Regions from separate parts of the Homo sapiens genome. Here all the other regions are linked to region 3. A link is an interaction called in ENCODE POLR2A ChIA-PET data of the cell type or tissue named here. Cell type or tissue: MCF 10A. All regions are shown on one strand. Region 1 overlaps LOC101928384 (a long non-coding RNA gene). Region 2 has its middle 50 kb from the start of OLFM1. Region 3 overlaps PPP1R26-AS1 (PPP1R26 antisense RNA 1).

Region 1 (2,500 bases), 1.2 Mb after region 3:
CTGGGGCTGCAGGAAGAGCTAAATTAAGCTGGAGATCATCGATGGGGGGATGTGTTATAAACGGCTAAGGGCGGCTCGAACAAGCTCTCAGGTATGCTGGCCGTGGATGCCAGACAGTGACTGCCATGGGATCCAACCTGCAGGGGCTGGGGCAGAGCTGCCACCTGCCCAGGCTTGCAGGGGGCCTACTCCTCTCCCCATTGTCCTCCAGCTATGCTGTCCCCTCCTGACTTCTCCAGATCCCTCCCAAACTTCCCACTCCAAATTTCCCCCGGTGAGTCAGAGCTGCACAGTACATAGCAACTTGTCCAGAGAGAAGGTCTGCCATGGCCCAGGGCCACAGAGGAGGGTCCCAGACACACATGACCACCAGTGAGGTGGATCTCAGGATCCCTCTCAGCCATTAGCATCCCTGCTGACCAGCTGCACCCCGTCCCGGCCTCCTGGGCTTTTGCCCACCTCGGTAACAGGATAAAAAGATGTTAGCCGAGGCAGCGGATCACGCCCGTAATCCCAACACTTTGGGAGGCCAAGGCGGGTAGATCACCTAAGGTCAGAAGTTCAAAACAAGCCTGGCCAACGTGGTGAAATCCCATCTCTACTAAAACTACAAAAATTAGCTGGGCGTGGTGGTGGGTGCCTGTAATCCCAGCTACTCGAGAGGCTGAGGCAGGGGAATCGCTGGAACCCGGGAGGCAGAGGTGGCAGTGAGCCGAGATCATGCCATTGCACTCCAGCCTGGGCAACAGAGCGAGACTGTCAAAAAAAAAAAAAAAAAAAAAAGATGCTGAGACCTTTGCCTCCTGCCACATGGCAGCACCCATGCATGGTGAGGCAACACTGTCAACAGACCTCAGGTGCCAGAGCACAGGTGGAGCGAAGCCAGGAGAGAAGCACAGAGGGACCGGTATTGCAGTTCAGTGGCTGCCGGGGCTGTGGGGGTTCCGAGGCTCCAGGAGCTGCGCTGTGACGGACTCACCACGTTTGTTTCGGACCAGGTTGGAGGAAGCCTCCAGTATTGGGAACCTTGCTTGACTGGCAGGAAATAGGCCTGCCACAGAACCTGCAAACCTTCCAAATGCACACATACCCTTTGGGGTGTACTTACCCCCCGGAAAAGCAGAGAAATATCACAGAAAATCTATGCATTTCTTTCCCACCCATGATGATGCCTCATGAACAGAACAAGAGAGATTTCCAGAGCACTGGCCTTTTCTCAGGGTGGGCTCACCATTTTCTCCAAGGGGCCAGTTAGTGGGGTGGAGTTCTGTGGGGTTGTTTGTTTTTTTTTTTTCTATTTTTTAAGAACTGTTTAGGTTTACAGCAAAACTGGGAGGAAGGTACAGAATTCCCATATACCGCAAGGGGCAGGTCTCATGGGTCCCTGGCACCCAAGTCTCTGGTGAGGGTCTAGCCACTGAAGGGCAGGGCTAGACGGTGGCCAGTGGCAAACTGACCAATAGCTGGCACCCTCATCCTATTCTCATCTGTAGCTACAACAAGGGACAAATTTCCCCAAATCATGAGCCCACATGGAAACTTCACAAGCTGTCGAGACAGCAGCAGGTGTCTGCGGCCCTGCCTTCCCCCGGAGCCCTCTGCTGCCCACCCTGCGTATCAGACCCCATCGCCATTGACACATCCCCTTGGGGCCTCTTCCCAAAGCCCTCGGTGGCGTTGAAGTTATCCTGGGCCTTTGCCTGGCCTATGTTTATTTTCTCACTCTCCCACCACAATGCGGCTGCCATGGGACCGGGTTCTTACTCACCCAGCCCCCCACGCATAGCGCCCTGGAACCCATGTGATCACTGTTTGTTGAATGACGACTGAATATTGAAATGGAAAACACTGTGTTCCAGACACCTGAGTTAGAAGCCTAGCCCTGCCCCTCGGTTGTTCTGTAACCTGGTGCGTGTTACTTAATCTCTCGGAACGAGGAAAACACCACCAGGGTACACAGACTGGCACTGTGTCCCCAACGCTCCTGCTCACCCACGAACCTGAGAGATAAAATGACTTTGTAGGGGGTCTCCATACCCACGACACTCCCAAAGAGAGAGGGCGCAGACAAGGCCTGTTTATTTCACTCGTGTGCGCCCTCAGGAGAGGCCCAGGGATGTTGGCACAGGTGCATTGTGGGCCCCGAAATAATCAAATTGCAGAAGGAGAGAGAGGGGGAGAGAGCGGGAAGGGTAATTGAATATCGGAGCGGAAGCTATTCTCAAGTCACCCATTTCATGGTTCTTTCTCCTGTTTATGTTTTCTAAGAGATCTCCAAAATAAAATAGTTCTATTATTTTATGACTCATAGATATACGTTATAGTGATAACATATTACAGCTACGGCAACGATGCTTATGGAATGGCCGCTCCGTGCCGCGCCGTAGAACTCTGCAAGGTGAATCTCTCTCTCTCTCTCGCCTCACAGCTCGGGAAGCCTCGGCTCTGAGAGGCCAGACTCCAGCCACGCCATCCAGACCACGGGGCCACGGGGCCACGG
Region 2 (2,500 bases), 330 kb after region 3:
TGAACCTGGGTATTCTTGGGGCAAGGGAGGTGGGTGGTCTGTGTACGCAGCTGCTTTGGGGTCCCGCCTGCCTCTTCCATGCAAACTCATCCTCAGGAAAGGGTTCCATACACATGACATTGCACACACCTGCAATGTCAACATAAGTCCTAGGGTGACTCTCCCACCCCAAAACTGAATAAGATGTTCTGTCCCCCAAGAAGGGGCTTCAGACTTCACCAAGGAGAAGTATTTGAGGTGGGCATGTCTTCCTGCCTGAACCCCATCACTGGCATGAGGCCTGGTAAAATTCTGGGCTCCAGATCCAGCCCAGCCTCTCAAGGACTTACATTAACAGTCAGCTCCACCCTACACCCCTCCGTGGTGAAGATCAGACCCCACAACTGCTTCATGTCAGGTCAGCTGTGGAGGGAGCGGTTTCCAGGCACAGAGGGGCTCTCAGGGTCCCAAGTCACCATGGTGTTGCTGTGGGCCCCTCCACTCGTGGTTGGTAACCCAAGCGTCCGCTCTCAAAAGGGGCTGAGAGAACCTGCAGGAGCAGGGCCAAGAGGTGGTGTCTGGGTGGACCCACTCACTTCTCGGAGCCTCGGGGTCCCAGGCTGGTAGGATGGAGTAGGGGGTGAGACCTGGAGGGCAGAGGACTTGATGCAGCACAGGAGCTGGGGAGGCTGGCTTGGTCTCCCTGTCTCATCCCATTTATTTCTCATCTGAACAGGACTCGTGTCCCCCTGGACTTGAGCTCTTTGGGGGCCAGGATGGGTTTGGTCTGTCCTTAGGCCCACCCATTGCAGTCATTCTTCCCAGAATGGGGGTCAGCAGATCTTTGTTAAGCAATTCTTTCAAAGTCAAATGCTGTTCCCTTTGTTCCGATCAGGGCTCTAACCATCCCTGCCTGCCTCATCTGAGCTCACATTCTCCATTCCTGTGTTATCAGTTTCACCCTCCACCTAAATTAACATGCAGCAGCTGTGGCTGTTCCCAAGGGGTCTTCGTGGCCAGACTGTAAGCTCTGAAGCACAGGGACCATGTATGTCTTACTTGCTGTTTGAATGCAGCCAAATCCCTTGGCTCAGAGAGGTTCCCCAGATGTTGGGTGAAGGAAGGAGGCAGGGGTAGAGTTGTGGGGGTGGGGATGCTAAGGGTCCCTTCATAGAAGGAAGGCTTGACTCACACTATAGGGACAGCTGAGTTCTCCAGATTCTGCCTCTTCTTCCCATGTGTGGACCAGGCTCCTCCCTCCTCTGGGTCTCAGTGAGGCCACCCTATGATCTATACCACGAGGGGTACCTGGGATCCCCAAGACCTCTTCTTACAGCTCCGCCAGCCAGGCTCTGGCTGCTGACAGCCCAGCACGTGGGGTCACCTCCCTGGTGATGCACGTTTCTCTGAGCTGAGTGGAGCCGAGCATCACAGAGGATTTTTCCATTGCCTCCTCCTGCTGCAGCCTCTGCCTCCAACAGTAACTTAATTAGCTCGCTGTTTTCCAAACAGGCAAAGCGTGACTCAGCACTTTCATGGGAGGTCTAAATTTGTCACAACCCCCTAGGTGTCTTTTAGCCAAATCCTTCGGGAAATTAGCTCATGGGGTTAGAAAAGGGATTTGGCGGTGGTTTCTGGCAGCTCTAGGGCCCCCCACAGGGCCAGGGCGGGTCCCTGTCCACAGACCTTGCTCCTGTGGGCTCCCTGCAGGGCAGGGTCACAGATGGCCTCAGATCCCTTCCCCTTGTTCCTTCCTCCCTCCCTGCCCCCAGTGGGGGCCTCAATCCCCATGGCTGGAAGTTAAAAAACAAGGTCACCAGCGTGCTGTGGATCCACCCCAGGCTCAAGCCTGAAAAGCGTGGGTTCTCCAGGGTGTCCAGGGCACCGCCTCTCTTACCCCTTCCAGGCTTCACCAAAGAGCAGCTGGAGCCCAGGGGGCTGCCTCTTGTCTTCTGTGAATGGCAGGGGTCTCTGACTAACTTGCCTCGAGGCAGAGGTCAGAGGCCATGGGCTCCCTCCCCTCGTTTCCTCCCTCTCCTTAAGGCCGGCAGCATCTTCTCGCCTCCAACCCCCTGGCCGGTCCTCATGTCTTCCCTCTGACGCTGAGCCTCCTAACTCCCTTTTATAAGGACCCTTGAGCTTCCATAGGGCCTGTGCAGATGATCCAGAATAATCTCCCTTTTCCATGAAATCCTTAACTTAAGCTCATCTGCAAAGCCTCTTTAGATAGGAACATTCACAGGTTCTGGGGAAGAGGATATGGCATCTTTCTGTCTGCCACAGTCACAGGGGCTTCTGCCAGTACTCACCCGGCTAGATCCCATCATCCTAGCTTCATCTCAGCCTGAGAACAGCACGGGGGGGCGGTCCTTGAATAAAGCCCACCCGGCCTCAGCTCCAAGGAGGGGCCGATGTCATGAAGGTGCCCCTGCCTGATAAGAGGCAGCGAGTCTCCCTGTCATCACTGGCTGCAGAACAGAATTATGGGTGTGGAATAAATTACATGCTAACATGCATGGTC
Region 3 (2,500 bases):
GCTGGGATTACAGGCGTGAGCTACTGTGGCCGGCCACATTTCCCTTCTGGTGCGCGTCCTCCTGTAGCTGTGGGATCAGGGGAGGTAGAGATGTCTTGTAACTGACTCAAGTTTGGCTGCTTGCCGCAGGAGAAGCGAGGTGTGGTGAAAGGAAAGCAACTTTTATTCAGATGCTAGCAGGTGGGAGAGTGGCCAGGCTCAAGGCTCTAAGGAACCATCTCAGCTTTTTGGACTGCGTGAAGGGCTTTAGGAAGGAGAACTCGGTGTGGGAGACATGTGGGAGTAGGGCAGTGGTGCAGGTGTCTTGAGTAATTGCCCATCCGGAGGTCTAGTTGGCATCATCTTGACCTTGGTCTGGTGGTGGTGGACTCATTGTTCATAACTCCCCTAGACAGGAGGATTCCACAGCTGGGTTCTATGCCTGGTTTATTTAAAAATGAGCCCCTGGCATTTCTAAGCAGGCACAGAATGAGATAAGTGAGCACTGTGGCTGGTGGGAAAGGGAGGGAAACAGGTTTAAAGTATGTTTCAAGGCTGCATTCTGAGACTAGGAGGGAAAGGAAGAAAAACTTTAAAATTCTTCTCAAGGCTGAGATATTTGACTACAGTCTCATGCCCAAAATGTTTCTATTCTACACTGAGACCTGATAGATAATTTGGCTGCATACCTGGAGTCCAGTGTGTGCACCTGCCCCTCCCATCCCATACTCGCAGCCAGTGGAAAAGTCTGCAAAAGGAAGCCAGCTGGGAGTGCCCACCAGAGTCAAAGTCTGGGGCAGGCTGGTGGACTCAAGAGGAGTCTTAAATATTGGAAATGTCATCACAAACCATCTGGGAAGCCCCCTCCTCTTAAAAAGGACATAAAGTCAAAGTGAACAGGTGTGCTCACTCCAAGCCCGTGCCCACAACCACAGTGCCCTTCACATTCAGAGTCATGGCCACTAGCCACAAAATTGTGACTTACAGTTCACAAAATTGGGACATATTTACATGTTGACTAAGTTGGGAAATAATTTGGATTTTCTTTAAAAGTAGTAAAAGTAAAGAAGAAAAAGTCAAAAAGGTCTGACATCTAAGAGGGTGAAATTTCCTTACTTTAGATCACAAGCAATCAGGCTGATCCCGCCTGAGCCCTGAGCTCCCTGGGACCCAGCAGCAGCTGTGCATTGGCACGTGGTGCCCTGTGTCTGATCAGCTGACTCCTCAGGCAAAACCTGCACCATTTTCACCAGAATTGCAGATGTCCTCAGTGTCATTACAAAGTTCCTAAGTCATGACCATTCTGTCCTGTGGAACCAGGCTGGACTAAGCTCCCATTTCTTTAAGCCATCCTGTCCCCTGCAGGGACTTCCAAGGTGGAGCTGATGAGCAATAGTTATGAGTCATTGGAGGAGACATCCCAGAGGCGCCAGCTCCCCTCTGCCCTAAACTGAAATTAAGACCTGGTGCTCTGGGTGGGGCCCCTGGAAGGGGATGTGCAACTCAGAGGGGACCTTCTCCACCTCCACCCAGGAGACCCCAGAGGGACCATGGCAGAGCCGGAGCCCTCTTTTTTTTTGTTCGTTTTTTATTTTATTATTATTATACTTTAAGTTTTAGCCCTCTTTTAAAAACCAAATGAAAATAAGCAAAAGAAGCCAATCGTCTCTGTGAAATGTCCAGAAGAGGGAACTCTGTAGAGACAGAGAGGATATTATTGGCTGCCGGAGGCTGGGAATGGGAAGGTGAGGGGCCTGGGGAGGTGATGGTTAAAAGATTCTTCTTTGTGGTGATGAAATTGTCTTAAAATGGACTGTGGTGATAGTTGTGCAACTTGGTGAATATATAAGTTATTGAATTGTACACTTTAAATGGGTGAATTGTATGGTGTGTGAAACATATCTCAATAAAGCTGTTATTTGAAAAATAAATAAGTAAATAAGTGAAGTCCCTGGGCTGGAGCCGGGGGGATGCGGTTGTTCACTCTAGCTGCACTTGCTGTAGGCCCTGGGCAAGACCTTTCTGCACCCTGGCCCTCAGTTTCTCCAATCTGGAACACGTGGGGTCGGCCAAGGTCTCCACAGGCCTTCTCCAGCAGTGTGTGACAGTGTGGAGTGCCTGCAGAGAAGGCACCTGGGTCTCTCTGAGGAGCAGAGAAGGGGACTGGGGCTGCAGGAATGTGGCTTCACTGTGGGCTTGGGTATCTGTGAGGTCCTGTCTGGGAGAAGCCTTCTCCTTCCCGCCACTCTCCACCTGGCTGGGACTCTTCCTTCATGGCTCATATGGAAATGACAGCCACAGAACGCTGCGTGCTCACCTGATGTTCACCTGAGTCGAGGCTCCTGAGTGTGGGATTGGCCCAGCACCTGGCAGAGAGTTAGAGTCAGACGACAGCAGATGCCAACAGAAAACAAAAGCGAACCCTGGAAACGGTTTGGAGCCGTCTAGGAGCCAGCCTTGGGAATGCAGAAAAAGGGAGGGCTCAGCCGTGCCCTCCCAGAGCTGCAGGTGAACAAGGAGT

The links. Peaks named below come from ENCODE experiments on the same cell type or tissue, not always from the same donor. Only the 100,000 strongest peaks of a DNase experiment are listed, where the experiment ranks them.
Region 1: POLR2A ChIA-PET joins it to region 3 with 6 read pairs; 2 of 35 experiments call an interaction of 5 or more read pairs at or near these places.
Region 2: POLR2A ChIA-PET joins it to region 3 with 5 read pairs; 1 of 35 experiments calls an interaction of 5 or more read pairs at or near these places.

The regions. Positions count from the first base shown.
Region 1 is chr9:134,219,842-134,222,341 of GRCh38, reverse strand. It overlaps LOC101928384 (a long non-coding RNA gene), which reads right to left. Exons shown (of 2, transcript XR_244779.4): 2 at 2,061-2,500. Among named protein-coding and RNA genes, the nearest start is that of RNU6ATAC, 57 kb to the right of the region's middle. In MCF 10A, no CTCF peak of the experiment used is centred here; no DNase peak of the experiment used is centred here.
Region 2 is chr9:135,136,648-135,139,147 of GRCh38, reverse strand. No RefSeq gene overlaps it. Among named protein-coding and RNA genes, the nearest start is that of OLFM1, 50 kb to the right of the region's middle. RefSeq lists enhancers at 1,342-2,087, 2,088-2,500. In MCF 10A, no CTCF peak of the experiment used is centred here; a DNase peak (open chromatin) is centred at 1,507.
Region 3 is chr9:135,462,128-135,464,627 of GRCh38, reverse strand. PPP1R26-AS1 (PPP1R26 antisense RNA 1) reads left to right here. Exons shown (of 3, transcript NR_038969.1): 3 at 1-1,910. Among named protein-coding and RNA genes, the nearest start is that of PPP1R26-AS1, 8.9 kb to the left of the region's middle. In MCF 10A, no CTCF peak of the experiment used is centred here; a DNase peak (open chromatin) is centred at 1,357.